Regions from separate parts of the Homo sapiens genome. Here region 2 is linked to region 1. Evidence: chromatin loops called from intact Hi-C (ENCODE). Cell type or tissue: IMR-90. All regions are shown on one strand. Each heading gives the region's core, and the rest is flanking DNA. Links, peaks and the distances in the headings are about the cores only.

The links. A loop is a pair of places that touch in the nucleus more often than their neighbours do. Peaks named below come from ENCODE experiments on the same cell type or tissue, not always from the same donor. Only the 100,000 strongest peaks of a DNase experiment are listed, where the experiment ranks them.
Region 2: a loop joins it to region 1, with 3 times the contacts of the local background. A loop is called at or near these places in 1 of 110 quality-filtered maps.

The regions. Positions count from the first base shown.
Region 1 is chr21:28,261,253-28,269,601 of GRCh38, reverse strand. No RefSeq gene overlaps it. Among named protein-coding and RNA genes, the nearest start is that of LINC01695, 37 kb to the right of the region's middle. In IMR-90, for the core only: no CTCF peak of the experiment used is centred there; no DNase peak of the experiment used is centred there; H3K27ac peaks cover 138 bases.
Region 2 is chr21:28,203,632-28,211,980 of GRCh38, reverse strand. All of the region lies in intron 3 of LINC01695 (long intergenic non-protein coding RNA 1695), which reads left to right. Among named protein-coding and RNA genes, the nearest start is that of LINC01695, 21 kb to the left of the region's middle. In IMR-90, for the core only: no CTCF peak of the experiment used is centred there; a DNase peak (open chromatin) is centred at 4,020; H3K27ac peaks cover 1,966 bases.

The DNA of each region.
Region 1 (8,349 bases), core at 96-8,095:
ATTTCAGGAGAGTTATTGTATGTGAATTTATCTCTGGTTTCTTGAGTGTTCAACATTTATGTTCTAATTTATTTCTCAGTGGAACAGATATTGCTCATCTTTTGGATTTAAAGCTTTTTGGAGTAAGTGACATCAGAAAATGGGTTTCCTTTTCTGTTATCTTTAAGGAAGGATAATTATCATGTAATATATGATGTGTTTATGGTTTTCTGTGGATGTTATCTAACCTAAAACATGAGTGATCAGCAAGAAGAAAAGCAGATGGTGAAGTATCTGGTTTGTGTCTGAGAGCAAGTATATCAGAGGGCTATAAAGTCTTGAAGTGTGGGCCACTTGTCATGCTCACTGGCATTTGGAAAAGAGGCCCTTTAAACCTGAAATCATTAACAGGCATTTATTTGGGAAGTTTGAGAGTAGAAAATATATGACAAAAATATTATCTTTCTCGTGCCTTTCATTTGGATTGTTTTGCATTTAATATACACACACACATACACACTGAGATAACAATACAGAGACTGCAATGAATTGATTATACCAAATTTAAAATATAGGACATTTAAACTTTAGTTACCATGAATTACAAGTTTTATAGAAATTAATGTGGAATTTTGTTTTTAAAGTTCATATGGATTTCACTTTGTCGTTACATTTTTAAGTTCTTTGGACTGGAACTGTGTTTTATAGACTTTGGCATAGAACTCTCCATGAGCACATAGCTCTGACCCAATTTCAACATTGAATTATAATGATATTTGTCTGTCTGCCCTCTCACTATGAACGCTTGAGAGTTTAATCTCTGTCTCGTTGTATCCTGATGCCTTTTGCATGCCATGGTTCATAGTGTCTTCAATAAGCGTTTTAATTAAAAAATAGGTGTTTATACAATTATTATAAATAAATGCATACTAAACAAATATATCAAGGGTTACCTTGTAATTTACAAGGTATTTTTCATTTCTTATAGTATCCGGAGTGAGAATATGTAGGCTACATTTTAACTGCCCTTTTTGCAGTGCTTTTATCATATCAAATTCTAAAATAAACCTGAAATCCATTGTTTAATAGTTACATTAAGCTTTATATATGTTTACATATGTTACCAAGTCAGTGGGTATTTATAGAGCTATTAATTCATTAAAAAGTGCGTTTATAATTTTATTTTTAACAATAATATATTGTAAATATGAACTTTCTTCAGTACATTTCTTATGAAGAGTGAGTAAACTGAATCTTATCGCAACTTCATATTTAAAGTTGAGCTATCTTAAAACTACTATATCGCTAAATATAGCAACAGGAGACATCATTACCACCTGTGGCCTTTAACTGAAGATACTAGTGAATTCAAACTGTGGAGCTGAACTTATATCTGATCAAAATGATTACATTCTGTCTCAAAATGCCTTCCCGGATGACACTCCCAGATGATCTGCAGTATCTTCCAAGAGTTGTTTGCTAATTGAGGTATCTTACATGCATTTACATGCCCAAATATTTAATAAACTTCCTGATTATTTTTAAATGTGTATGCACCCATGTAATCACCACTCAGAGCAAGGCATAGAATATTTTAAATATCTTAGAGGGCTCCCATGTGTTCCTTCCTACTCAGTACTCCTCTCCAGAGTAGCTACTTCCTGGCCAACATAGTGAAACCCTGTCTCTACTAAAAATACAAAAATTAACTGGGCGTGGTGGCAGGCCTGTAGTCTCAACTACTTGGGAGGCTGAGGCAGGAGAATCACTTGAACCTGGGAGGCAGAGGTTGCAGTGAGCCGAGACCGCGCCACTGCACTCCAGCCTGGTGACAGAGCGAGACTCCATCTGAAAAAAAAAAAAAAAAAAGAATTAATCCATCCAGCTGTATGCAGCAATAGTTCATTCTTTCCCGTTTTCTGCTTTAAATTTCATTCTATACTACCAACGTGTGCCACAATATATTTACTTATCATATTATTCATGGATATTTGGGATGTTTCCAGTTTTGTACACAATGAATAAACTCTATTATGAGCATTCTTGTGCATATATTTTGTTGAATGTTAAGTACTCATTTTGTTTAGGGACATACTCAAAAGTGAAATAGCCAGGACATAGAAAATAATACCAAAATTTTTTTTCAAAGTGATTGTATCAGTTTATCCTCTCATGAGCACTGTAAGAATTCTAGTTGTTTCATATCGTTGTTGACACTTGATATTGCGAGTTTTATTTTAGTCTTTTTTGTGGATGTATCTTAGTATGTCGCTGTGGGTGTATTTTGCATTTTTCTGATGACTAATTATGTTGATTACCTTTTGCCTGCTTTCTGGTTTTATGATATCTCATTTTGTGCAGTGCTTGTTCAAATTTTCCATCTCTTAACTGGATTTTTTTTGTCTTTTTCTTATTTACTTACAAGAGCCCTCTATGTATTCTAGATACTATTTCTTTGTTGAATTTATACATTGCAAATACTTTCTCCTAGTCTGTCATTTTTCTTTTCACTTTTTAAATGGTGATTTTCAGTGAACAGAATTTAATCCTAATTAAGATCAGTTACTGATAATTGTAATGAGGGCCAATTTATCAATCTTCTAAAAAATGTATGTATGTCATATTTAGAAATCTTTGTCTATTCATATATATGGATGTCTTTAAAAATACAGTAATATCTGGCTGGGTGCAGCAGCCCACGCCTGTAATCCCAGCACTTTGGGAGGGCGAGGCAGGTGAATTACCTAGGATCAAGAGTTCAGGACCAGACTAGCAAACATGGTGAAACCCCATCTCTACTAAAAAAAAAAAAAAAAAGAATAAAACAAAAACAAAAACAAACAAACAAAAAACCCCCACAAAAATTAGCACAATGAGGTGGGCCTGTAGTTTCACCTACTTGGAGGCTGAGGCAGGAAAATTGCTTGAACCCGGGAGGCAGAGGTTGCAATCAGCCGAGATTGCGCCACTGCACTCCAACTTGGGGACAGAGCAAGACTCTGTCTCAAAAACAAAACAGAATAGACCCCAAAACCAAAACAAACAAACAAAAAAATACAGGAATATACAATTGGCCCAGTACAATGTTTGCATATATGCCTCATGAAGAAATCAAATATTAATACATGCAACAACATAAATGAGTTTATAAAGAATTATACTAAGTTAAAGGAGGCAGCGTAAAAGACTACATACTGAATAATTTCATTTCTTTGTAATTCTAGAAAGGGAAAAACCAGGATTTTAAAATATAGGGCAGTGCTTTTCAGGGACCAAAGTATGAGAGAGGGGAGGGATTGCAAAGGGCCATGTAAGAACTTTTTGGAGTGATAGGGATATGCTGTATCATGTTACAGTGTAGGCTGCATGACTGTATACATTAGTTAAGACTTTGAACTATGCATTTAAAATTGGTACATTTTATTTTAAAGCAGCAGTACTTGCTAAAGAACAGTCCAGGGCATGTTACTTTATTATATTTTCTAATCTTTGAGTATTTTTTTAACATCCAATTTAAACTGGAGTAAGTATCAAATATAGAATAAATATCACTATTGCCAACAATTAACCTAAGGAATGAGAAAGTTAAGGTTGTCTAGGATAACACAGCTAATAAGTGGCAAAACTGTGAATTTGAACCTGGATATATCTTACACAAAGGACTCATGTCATTGATTACTAGGTGATTTTTGCAAATAGGTTTTGTACCTTGATGGATACATTTTTCACATCATTCTATTTGTAAAAATAAACTATTATTCATATAGCATAGAAAAATGACTTAGTTCCCTCGTATCAGACAGTAAATATTGTGGAATTTTAGCTGGGCAAAGAACAAGAATGTTGAGGGATTAAATATCTGCTTTTTTGGATCCATGAAATTTGTTGTTCAGATAGACTATTTTGATTTGTTTTGTGTGTTAAATAACCTTAAGCCTCTTTAATGTGGATTCACCTAATTTAAACAACAGTTGATTTTTTGAAAGTCATCAGCATTTTTCAATTCAAAATAGCTATACTAGTAAAAGTTATAATGTCCATATAATAATTTCTTTATCTCCTAAACCTCTTAATGTCTACAAAAATATGTGCTCTACCTATAATTATAGCAAGACTATCTCTAGTCAGTTGTAAACTCATCAGTAGTGTTGCTGCAGGACTAAGAATCAATGTATCTTTTGAAAATTATAAATCACATATTTAAAATTGGCATAAAACTTTTTTTTTCTATTTCTAAAAGCCTGATACCATGTTAAAGATGTGTGATTGTGAGGTAGGTTTCTATTTTTTATTTTTCCCTTCCCTGACTTACATGCAATATTTGTTTTTATTATATAATTTTTATTTATATATATTTATTTTATTATTATATTTTAGAGACAGGGCCTTGCTCTGGCACCAAGGCTGGAGTGCAGTGGCACTACTATAGCTCACTGTGACCTGGAACAACTGAGCTCAAGCAATCTTGCTGTCTAAGACTACAGATATGCACTGCCAGATCCGGCTAATGAAAAAAAAAGTTCGTTTTTGTTTTTGTTTTTTTGTAGAGATGTGGTCTTTCTATGTTGCCCAGATTGGTTCTGAACTCCTGGCCCTAAGTGATCCTCCCATCTAAGCCTCCCAAAGCAGTTTTTGTTTGCTTTTTTTTTTTTTTTTAACTGAAAAGGACCTGCCTAAGTTTCTTCCAAGTCTCAAGGGAAAGTTTTATTGCTGAATAACAAACACTTCAAGTATTAACCTATAACTATGTCTGTTTCTTGTTTTTTTTATCTTTTTTTTTTTTCTGACATAGGGTCTTGCTTTGTTGTCCAGGCTGGAGTGCAGTGGCCTAATCTCTGCTCACTGCAACCTCTCCCTCCTAGTTGAAGCGATTCTCCTGCCACAGCCTCACAGGTAGCTGGGATTAAAGGCACCTGCCACCATGGCTGGCTGTAAAACTATTTTTTTAATGGCTTAGTTACATAAACTGTTTTTAAATAGTTGTAACCAAAGTTTTTTTTTAAATTTTATTTGTATAGGAAAAAAGCTAGTGCATTGTATCTGGATTTTATTTGCTAAATATATTAAAGAGTAATGTTAGAATTATATATTTTAAATATTTATTAGAAAGCATTTATTGAGTGTTTATGACACTTTTTCAAAAACATATTGTCATGGTTAATTTTAAGTGTCAACCTGGCCAGGTTATGTTGCCCAGTGTTTGGTTAAGCACCATCTAGTTATTGCTGTGGATATTTTTTAGATATGATTGACATTTAAATCAGTAGACTTTGAGTAAAGTGGATTCCCCTACGTAATGTGGGTGGGTCTCCTATAATTATTTGAAGGCCCCAAGAGCAAAAACAGGATTCCTGAATGAGGAATTCTCCTTCAGAATGAAATAATACAAATTCTCCTTGTGTTCTAGCCTGCTGCCCTTTGGAATTTACACCCAAGGTTGCCACATCAACTCTTACCTGAAGTTTTAGCTTTCTGACCTGCTCTACAGATGACAGGCTTGCTGGCCCCTACAATCACATGAGCCAATTTCTTAAAATAAATCAGTCTTCAGGCCGGGTGTGGTGGCTCACCCTGGTAATCCCAGCACTTTGGGAGGCCAAGGTGGGCAGATCACCTGAGGTCGGGAGTTCGAGACCAGCCTGACCAACATGGAGAAAGCCCATCTCTACTAAAAATACAAAAAAATTAGCCGGGCATGGTGACACATGCCTGTAATTCCAGCTACTCGGGAGGCTGAGGCAGGAGAATGACAAATCCAGGAGGTGGAGGTTGCAGTGAGCCGAGATCGCGCCACTGCACTCCAGCACTCCAGCCTGGGCAACAGAGCGAGACTCTCTCAAACAAACAAACAAAAAGTTAGTGACGGATAGCTTAGATCAGCTGCTGTAGCTGAAGTGAAGAATTTCTTTCCATGTTTCTATGGGTGATTTTCCTAGAGTTCATATTTTGGAGTCTCCATATATTATATGTATGTAAATATGAGGTTGTGGCTATAAGGACAAAACACCAAAGATGTTTATAGGATAACAATAAATCTAGAGGAGCAAAACAAGAGTCTTGGAAGTCATTGGTGGCACAACTCACCTGTTTCATGGGGTTTTAGGACCAAACCATATTGGTATGAGCCACGTGAATTTGTCTGAATGTTCTTCTACATCTGTCTTGGAAAGCTTCAGCAATGATGGGTGTTGAATTGGAGATTTGTGGCTATACCACGAATGTCTTCTACCAGAGACATGACTAAAACCAAAAATAAAAAATATACCTTATTTAGTTACTTGCAAGAAATCAAAAATTGGACTCATAGACAATTCTTCTTGAATTTAATGTGATCTTAAATGTCACCTTTTTGCTTTCATAAAACTACAGCAATGCCATTTTGACAGTTCTCACAGGAACTCACTAGTTATCCATCTTCCAATTGCCACACACAGAAAAGGAAATATCCACTGGAAATGAACCTGATCATCTGGTCACCTCTTTATTTAAAAAACATCAAACAACTGTTAAAAGAAAAACTTCAGCTGAATTAAATTTAAAGGAGTTGAATTGAGCAATGAATGATTTGCGAATGGCGCAACCCCCCGAATCACAGCAGATTCAGAGAGACTCCAGGGATGCTCGTGATCGGAGCAAATTTGTAGACAAGAAAAGGGAGGTGATGGACAGAAATTGGCAGTAAGGTACAGAAACAGCGGGATTGGTTACAGGTTGGCGTTTGCCTTATTCGAACACAGTTTGAACACTCAGCAGTCTATGAGTGGTTGAAGTATGGCTGCTGGGATGGGCTAAGACTCAGCTATTGTTATAGGCGCATACTCCTAAGTTAGGTTTTCAATCTTTTCTGCCTGTTAAGCTAGGTTACAGTTTGTCCACAAGGACTCAAATATAGAAATACAGACTCTTTCTCAGGGCATATTAGTTTGCTTTAACACAACAAAACCAAATAATAATAAATAACAGCAACAAATGTAGATGTTCTTAACATTCCCAAAGCTGTTGATATAATTAAATCATCTTTTGAAATTATTGAAATTATTATTATTTTTTTAAATTTATTTTTATTTATTAATTTTTTTTGAGACAGAGTCTTGCTCTGTCGCCCAGGCTGGAGTGCAGTGGCGCGATCTCGGCTCACTGCAAGCTCAGCCTCCCGAGTAGCTGGGACTACAGGCGCCCGCCAATGCGCCTGGCTATTTTTTTTTTCACCTTGTTAGCCAGGATGGTCTCGATCTCCCGACCTCGTGATCCGATCGCCTGCTCCTCCCAAAATGCTGGGATTACAGGTGTGAGCCACCGAGCCCGGCCTGAAATTATTTAAATTATTGACTGAGGTTGTTGGTTTTTCAAAGTAAATGTATCGGCTTAGTGGATTCTTATTTCTCTGAAAAAGCAGTAATTTGGGGCATTATGTTTTCTAAAATGAAAAAAACTGGATTTTGTGTTCCTAGTCATACTTCAGTGCTTATTTTGATTTTTAAATAAATACACCATCTGGAAGTTGATGGAGTCAAAAGAAAAAGTTTAATGACTAAAGGCAAATCAAATATATTCATCAGATATTATGATATTGCTATAGGAAAAAGTTTATAATATATATTTAGGTTTATTTCAACTGAGAAAAGAGTGACTGCCTATGCTTCTAGATTACTTACTACTAAAAAGTTTCATAGAAAAAAATAGCTGTTATTTAAATCAACATGACTCAAATCCAATTTCTTTTAGTCAACTTTATTAATGCGTTTCAAAAAAAAAGTAAATCGTTGACCAATTCTTGGGAAATTAATGAGTCTGTTGACAACAATTGATTTCAAAACAATCCCAATTCACTCATCAGCCAACTGACAGGAACTAATTCAAGTACCCTGGTATTTGAGGATTTGAGAAAAGGTTTGGAAAATTTTATTGAACTTTGTATTTCCTTTACCCTTTTCTTATTCTTTAAAGCACTGAAAATTTTTGTTAGATGCCAAATTCTTGGGGAAAAATTCACTTTTTATTACACATGCACACGATTTCTAATCAACTTGAGCCCTTTAGGGATTGCTATGTTTATAAATAAAAATGAAACCATCATTGCAGCTCACTCTTCTTTTCCATGATGTGTAACTTTTTGTTTCTTGGCTACAATTAATAACAATTCACTCAGGCTTCTCTTATGTAACTGTCATTTTATTGAACTAATGACTCAGAAAGTTTTCTCTTTATGTGGTGAGGTTTAATTCTGCTTGATTAGTTCCTTTACAAAGATTCCTTTGAAGGTTTGAATGTTCTCCTATAAATCATAATCTTAAAAAAACTCTGCTGATCAATCATAAAACAGAAATCTAGATTATCAATAGACTATTGAAATGATGATTTAATTTTATT
Region 2 (8,349 bases), core at 255-8,254, 58 kb after region 1:
ACCTGTGACAAGAAATGATAATCAAATCAGCTGGGCATTATCAAGCAAAATGATGGTAAGTAAAATAGATATAATTTTAGAATCATCATAAAATAATGAAAGAGAATACTTTTATTTAGGTTTGTTTTGATACCAACAGGAATCTTTTTTCAAAGTCTGAATCTCATTAGAAAAGGCATGAAAATACACTGAAAGGCATTTATAGATTTAAAAAGATGTTAGAGGGCTTGAGGAACTTATAGACAAACATTATTATTTTGAAAAGAAAATTGGCCAAAACCTTTTGAAATGCTAACCTCAAAGAGAGAAATGAGTAATGTTAGTTAAGAGTTTTGATTCTAATCAACCTAAATGCCCATCAATGATAGACTAAATAAAAAAAAGTGCTACATATATATACCATGGAATACCATGTAGCCATAAAAGTAATGAGATGGTGTCCTTTGCAGGGACATAGATGGAGCTGGAGGTCATTATCATTAGCAAACTAATGCAGGAACAGAAAACCAAATACCACATGTTCTCATTTATAAGTGGGAGCTAAATCCTAAGAACACATGGACACATAGATGGGAGCAACACACACTGGGTCCTATCAGAAGGTGGAGGGTAGGAGGAGGGAGAGAGGATCAAGAAAAATAACTGTTGGTACTAGGCTTAGTACCAACAGTTGAAATAATCTGTTCAACAACCCCCCGTGACACAAGTTTACATACATAACAAGTTTACGTATATAACCAACCTGCACATGTACCCATGAACTCGAATTAAAGTTAAAAAGGAATTTTGATTCTTAAGAAAGTGGGAGAAAAGTTAACGAGATTAAAATATTGATGAAATACTTTGAAAAGATATTATATAAATATGTATTGTTTTTCTGTGTCTAAACTTCTTAAAACTAGAAATAGTTTAATATTAGAAATTTCCTAAAATATTAATGATACACCACAACACTCTGTTGAGTATTTTTTTTTCCAATTTATACCCAGTTTAAAGAAATCATGGTTTCTACTTTGTACTTAGAAAACTACCTCTTTTTATCTAATCCATTATATGTAGTCAAACTAAGTGTGTCAAATGCACATTTATAGTGCATTTGCACTATAGTCAAATGCACATTTGACACATTTAAGTGTGTCAAATTCACTTTGTGGGCAAAATAAAGTATGGGAATGGTGTGTTTTTCTCCTGACACAGATCACTACTTCTTCATGATAGACACAATCATTTCTTGTGTCTTATTTATCTGCCTTTCTTTCACCTGCATGATTTTTTTTTATTTCTGATAAAATTACATTTTTTAATTATTGAAATGTTTATCAACATATCTGTTCTGATCCAGAGCAAAGATATGGATGCTCATAAGTTTCTTATAGCAGAGAAATTACAACGGTTTGTGGGGAGGGGGTTACTAATAGCAGCTTCTGGAACAACTGCAAAGGCATTATAGGAGGTGGGGAAAACCACGGTTAAGGCAGGCTCTAGATCTTTTATTTATGTATGGTTCTAGAGGTTCTGATCCATTGGGCAGAAAAGCAATGAAATAAAAACATTAAGAGAGAGATACAGAGGTAGGTGTGTGGTGGGTGTGAGGAGGAGAACCAGATGGATGATGGTTCAGGCACAAATTTGAAAATGTATTTGAATTTCAAATCCAAATACATTCCCCTAATATGAAGAAAAATCTATTTACATTAAAAAAATATCTGTAAGAATATGCAACACATCTATTTCTTTCCTTCCAAATCAAGTAGTACCTAAAGGACCCAGCAAATAAGGAACAATGCGTCTATTTTTAGAGAAGTATATTTTCCGAGTTTGTTCCTTGCCAATCCAGTATTCCATACTTTTCACTCTGACTTAAGGTATCTGCAACCACATTCTTGTCATCCAGACGATGGCATGGTGATATTTTCTCAAAGCCTTGGTTTAATTACTTGATTAGTTGTTACCTACTCACACATTGGGCTTTTCTCACGTTTTCTTTTGTTTCAGAAAATGTATTTTAATGTAAAACATACCAGGCTATTCTTTGGTATGACACCTGACGGGAAGCTTGGATCAGGTTGAGTATGGCAGAAAGTCTCATGCATCATTCCTGTGCCTAAGTGACAATCTCAGTTGAGACCTTCAGGTTTTCCCACCTTATCTATCTCAACGACTGGGTTCCTTTCCACTTTGCCATTCCTCATCCCTCCACTGACTGCCATATTGATTTTTCAAAATGTAAATATAATTATGTCACTCATCTTCCAAAAGTTCTTAAGTAATTGCTTATAACCCACAATATGATAGAAAAACTGAGAGTGGTGTAGAGGATCCTTTAGGCCTTGGGCCTGCCTACCTGCTCAGCATTATCTGCTCTACCCTCATTAACCCCCTCTGCACTGGCTATACTGAGAAATTTGGTATCCCCCAAAGTTATCATGACATGCTGCCCTTTTGGCTGGCCAGCTCTTGCTACCTGCTGCAAGAGAACAGCTACTCTCCCTTCAAGTCCAAATGTTATCTATCCTGTTGAATGAGAAATATCATTAAACACATCTTTTTCCCTTCTGTGGCATCTTGTGTGTAATTCAGAACACCAGTCATTGTTGTCTTGAAATTCTTCTAATCCAGCACTTTCACATAGGGGTCTTTCAATAATTCCTTGCTGAAATAAAGAATAAATGAAAAATAAACAGGTGCTTAGCAAATATTAAGAACATCAGAAGTTTTGTTGCTATCTTGTACCAAGTTGCTGGAAACGTTTGAGATCACATATAATATAATCAATATCTGCATATGGCTGGAAATTTCACTACCAGATTGTCATCCTACGACGAAACATTTTTTGAAAAAGATTGTCTATGTCAGATACACCTTAGTTTGAAAGCATTTTAAACTTAATTAATCTAACTTCTATATTATATTCATGAGAAAAATCAAGTTCAGGAAGGTGAAAGCAATTCACTGTGACACAGCTGAAATTAAAGGTGGGGCAGAACTAAACCAAGGTATACAGATATTCAGGCAATCATCATAATAAAAAATGAGGTCTTTATTATGAAAACAAATAGATGAAAAAAATTACAAACGGGTTCTTATTTTTATTCACCTAACTTATATAGTCATTAAATGTCTATTGTCGCTATGTTCAGGACACCATGCTACCTACTATGAATGTTACGGTGTTATGGATACAAAACAAATAGCACATAGATTCTTCACTTAAAAAATTCATGTTTCACCTCTCGTCTCCTTTCTCTCTCCCTTCCACTATCCTTCCTCTCTACCTAAGAACACTTCATAGTGTCCTAAGTTGGACCTTCAGCTAAATGATTTAAGTAAATTTAATGGTGGAAAAAATAAATAAGCACAGCACAGAGAATCCTTATAGTCAGGCTGTGGATCAGATTCTATCTCTAAGCTCTGAGGCCTTAATAAGTCAATTTATTTTTATGAGCTTTGGTTTATAACTCTGAGGGGTCACAGTGATCTCTGCTTGTCTCTGCCACAGGCTACTTTGAAAAGAAATGATGGAAATGCTTCATTTCAAAGCATTGGCTTTGGCGTCAAAGAAGCTGGTTTTGAATCTCTGCTCTGTTACTTATTAGCTGTATGAGTGTCTCTTCATGTTGAAAATGGGTTATATTTTCCACCTTATCATTGTTAGGATTACCAATATCGTAAGTAAGGATAAAGGTCTGATGTTTAGGACAGTCTCAATTAATATAAATCTTACTCATTTTAGGAATGTTTGGGAGAACTTTATCAGTCCTAAAGTTCTGTAGACACCTTAGAAATTATTTCTCCCCAGACACATACTATCTAAAGCCTGCCATTGACGAGATGGCTGGCCGAGTTGCATTAGTCTGGATATTGGTGGTCTTATGATTTCCTTCCAGAATCCACATCTTAACTACAAAGATCAGCAATAATGCTGGGTGCACATAAATGGCCTAGGAGCCTGAGGCTATGTGAAATGAGGACTACTCTGGAGTAAATTGTCATGTTCAAAAAGTAAATAATGAGTCAGACCATGCCTAATTCCACAGGAAAGAGATTAGTTGCAGCAAAAAACATGTGGAGTTAATTTAGTTAGAAAAGAAAAAATTAACATCTTGAATTCCACACAAAGACTCGTACTCCTTGGAGTTTGTGGGATTATTTACAGAGCCCCGCTGTAACCCTGCATAAACGTAGTAGGTAGGTTATAAAGCAGCAAATCAAGGATGACTATTGTTCTATTGTTACAGTGAAGGTTTCTGTTTTATATACATTATAAACCTTATTCCACATATGTAGCCTTTACTGATATGGGACCTAGGGACTTTTGAGGGAATTGAAACAAGAAGTGAGATTTACATAATGCTCTCTCGAGTTCCATTTTGGCTAAATTTTAAGACATGATTTAAAAATAATGTATACTTGGAACGAGTCAGAAGAGAGCGCTTGTTTCTACAATGTGGACGTCAGCTGTAGCTTGCATAATATAAATCTTTTATTAATTCAGTGTCCCAATTGACTGCTAAATTTTGTCATTCAGAACTTGAAGTTGCTTTCAAGTTTGCTTTTTGGGATAGTTCCTGCAATTACTATGAATTTTCATAGTTGTATAGATCCTTGGCTTCATCACTTTTACTTTCTTTTGTATTTGATGCAGGAAGAATAGAATTTGCTTCTGGCTGATTCCATCTGTAGACTTGTCCCTAAGCCTCTGTTTTATTCTGCCATGTTCTTGGACTTTTCTTTCTCTCCAGCCTTAGATAAAAGGCATCTTTTCCCAAGTGCCATTTTCAGTGTTGTTGTTGTTGTTGTTGTTTTAAAGAACTTTCTGCAAATGGTTGTCAAAGGATCTTCTATGACACAACACTGGAACAGACAAAAGAAGCAGTACTTCAGAAATAACCAAATCATCACTATTATGCACTAATCTAGCTCATCTAGCAAAAGAATTACATAGGACCGGGCGTGGTGGCTCACGCCTGTAATGCCAGGACTTTGGGAGGCCGAGGCGGGCCGATCATCTGAGATCGGGAGTTCAAGACCAGCCTGACCAACATGGAGAAACCCCATCTCTACTAAAAATACAAAATTAGCCAGGCTTGGTGGCACATCCCTGTAATCCCAGCTACTCGGGAGGCTGAGGCAGGAGAATCGCTTGAACCCGGGGAGGCAGAGGTTGCAGTGAACTGAGATCGCGCCATTGCACTCCAGCCTGGCAACGAGAGCAAAACTCTGTCTCAAAATAGAAAAAAAAAGAAAAAAAAAAAAAAGAAAAGAAAAAGCAAAAGAGTTACATAAAGAGATTGTCTAATTTATTATATTTCCCAGGGTTTTCTCCATAGCTGAAGACCCTTGCATTTTCTTATAATAAATCCAAGGTAGTAAAATCCTCCTTTACTTGAATTATTTTGTTGTTCTTCAGTAATACATTTGGCATTCGTAAAATGCTTTTTTTTGCAAACACTTTGAAATTAATTTTTTTTTTTTGAACAGAGTCTTGCTCTGTTGCCCAGACTGGAGTACAGTGGTGCAATCTCAGCTCACTGTAAGCTCCGCCTCCCGGGTTCACGCCATTCTCCTGCCTCAGCCTCCCGAGTAGCTGGGACTACAGGCACCTGCCACCACACCCGGCTAATTTTTTGTATTTTTAGTAGAGATGGGGTTTCACGATGTTAGCCAGGATGGTCTCGATCTCCTGACCACGTGATCTGCCCACTTCGGCCTCCCAAAGTGCTGGGATTACAGGCATGAGCCACTGCACCTGGCCTGAAATTAATTTTGTTTTAATCAAGTAATGTATTTTTTAAGGTATTAAAACTTTAGATGCATATTATTTTTTCTTAAATTCCTGAAGTTTAAAATGGAAAGATTTTACAAAAGTGGATTAAAATTTCGTTATATAATGCTATATGTTTACATAAATATTATTTGCAGCCATATACACACACACTATATACATGTACACATATACATTAATTAACGATTTAAATTCTCACAATCCAAAATAAATGGTTCTAGATTCATAATTATGTCAGTCACAATAATCTTTATGTTTTCTGTTTTCTCCAAATTCTCAAATAATACTTTAAAAATTACTACTTTTTTTTTTTTTTTTTTTTTTTAAGACAGAGTCTCACTCTGTCACCCAGGCTGGAGTGCAGTGGTGCGATCTCAGCTCACTGCAACCTTAGCCTCCTGGGTTCAAGCGAGTCTCCTGCTTCAGCCTCCCGAGTAGCTGTGATTACAGGCTCGTGCCACCACGCCTGGCTAATTTTTTTTTAATTTTTATTTTTAGTAGAGACGGGGTTTCACCCTGTTAGCCAGGAAGGTCTTGATCCCCTGATCTCATGATCTGCCTGCCTTGGCCTCCGAAAGTGATGGGATTACAGGCGTGAGCCACAGCACCTGGCTAAAAATTTCTACTTTTTTATTAGTGCTATGTAACAGGCAATACATCATGTGCTTTTCACATATTCATTCATTCATTCTTCACAATAATTCTCAGTCATATGAACTATTATTCCTATTAATACCAAGCTGAGAGACAAAGTAACTCAACTTCCTACAGCTTTTGAGAGGCAGAGAGGAATTATATTCTGTCCTTTATCTTAACCACTACATTGACCATTTTGTTTATCACATTAACTTTTATTATAATCAAAGGGATGTAATGAAAAACACCTTAAGAAACTCAAATACAACACAATCGTAGTAAGCCCATAGAGTATACATCAGTAATACAGAAGGAATAAAGGACAGTAAAATATAGCTATTTTTTATTCTAAGCAAATGATGGAAAAACACTATTTCATGAAATAGAAACATTGGGTTGAGATTAATAATTTGAAATATGGAAAGCTTATTGGTATATTTTCAAATAGCAGTTAAGATCTAGGCAGAAAAATAAAACCACTTTAGGTTTTTCAAACTGAGGTTATTTGATACAGGAATTGGGGAAAAGACTTGAGAGCGGGGCCACCCAGAAATCAGCAACAACAAGGAAGCTGTTAACATCACACCTGAAGGTCAGTGAGAGCAGGTGTTGTTACCATTGGAATCCAGAAATCATGGCTGCCTCCCAGCTGCTTGTAAATAGGAGTGATGGGCTGGAGAAAAGAGCTAGAGGCACAGAGGAAGCAGCTACAACCAGAGACATCACAGGAAGAAGAGAGAAAGGGAAATGCCCTATCTCCTGCCTCTAGAATTACAATCATTGCATCCAGCCTTCTGTTTCAGATCCAACCTGGAAACCTGACGCCAAGGGCTTCATAAACAATGTAAGTTCCTGAAAAATGCAGTAAAGCTAAAGATGGGCACAATGTAGATCTGAGAGAAGGCAGTTCAGTTATCCTCCCTCCTCCACAGTTCACCAAAATGTAACGGGGTGAATTTGGATAAATCGTCAAACTACTGTGAAACTGCTTCTTTATGTAGAAAATAAAAATATTAGATGCTACCCCTGCCTCATAGGAATATTGAGTGAAGCAAATGAGATGATTGGTATGAATGCTTTGTCTATGTGGCAAGGCTCAATAAAAATATAAACTTTTACCATGTTGGTATTTAATAAAGTACAACAGTTCTTGTTCTATTGATTAAAGAACTCTAGCAACAATTGCAACTGGCGAGAGCTTTTATTGATCATTTTATAACAATTTTTAAAGGTATAATTATCTTTTTTTAACTTTTATTTTAAGTTCAGGGCTACATGTGTAGTTTTGTTACATAAGGCAACTTGTGTCATGAGGGTTTGTTGTACAGGTTATTTATCACCCAGGTATTAAGCCTAGTACCCATTAGTTATTTTTCTTGATCCTCTCTCTCCTCCCATCCTCCACCCTCCAATAAGCCCAGTGTGTGTTGCTCCCCACTATGTGTCCATGTATTTTCATTACTTAGCTCCCACTTATAAGTGAGAACATATGGTATTTAGTTTTCTGTTCCTGTGAGTTTCTGAGACTACTGACCTCCAGCTCCAGCCATACCCCTTTAAAGACATGATCTCATTCATTTCTGTGGTTGTGTAGTATTCCATGGTGTATATGTATAAATCAATAAGTTGTAGATTTTAAAATAACTTCATGAGCTTATATACCTACAAAAATATATGATTATTTTTATTTTCAATTTTTGTGAGTACATAGTAGGTGTATGTATTTATAGGATGAATTAAATGTTTTGATGAAAAACATGAAAAACACGAAATGTTTTAATATAGACATGCAATATGAAATAAGCACATCATGGAGAATGGTGTATCCATCCCCTCAAGCATTAATCTTTTGAGTTGCAAGCAATACAATCACACTCTTTAAGTTATATTAAAATCTACAATTATTATTGACTGTAGTCACCCTATTG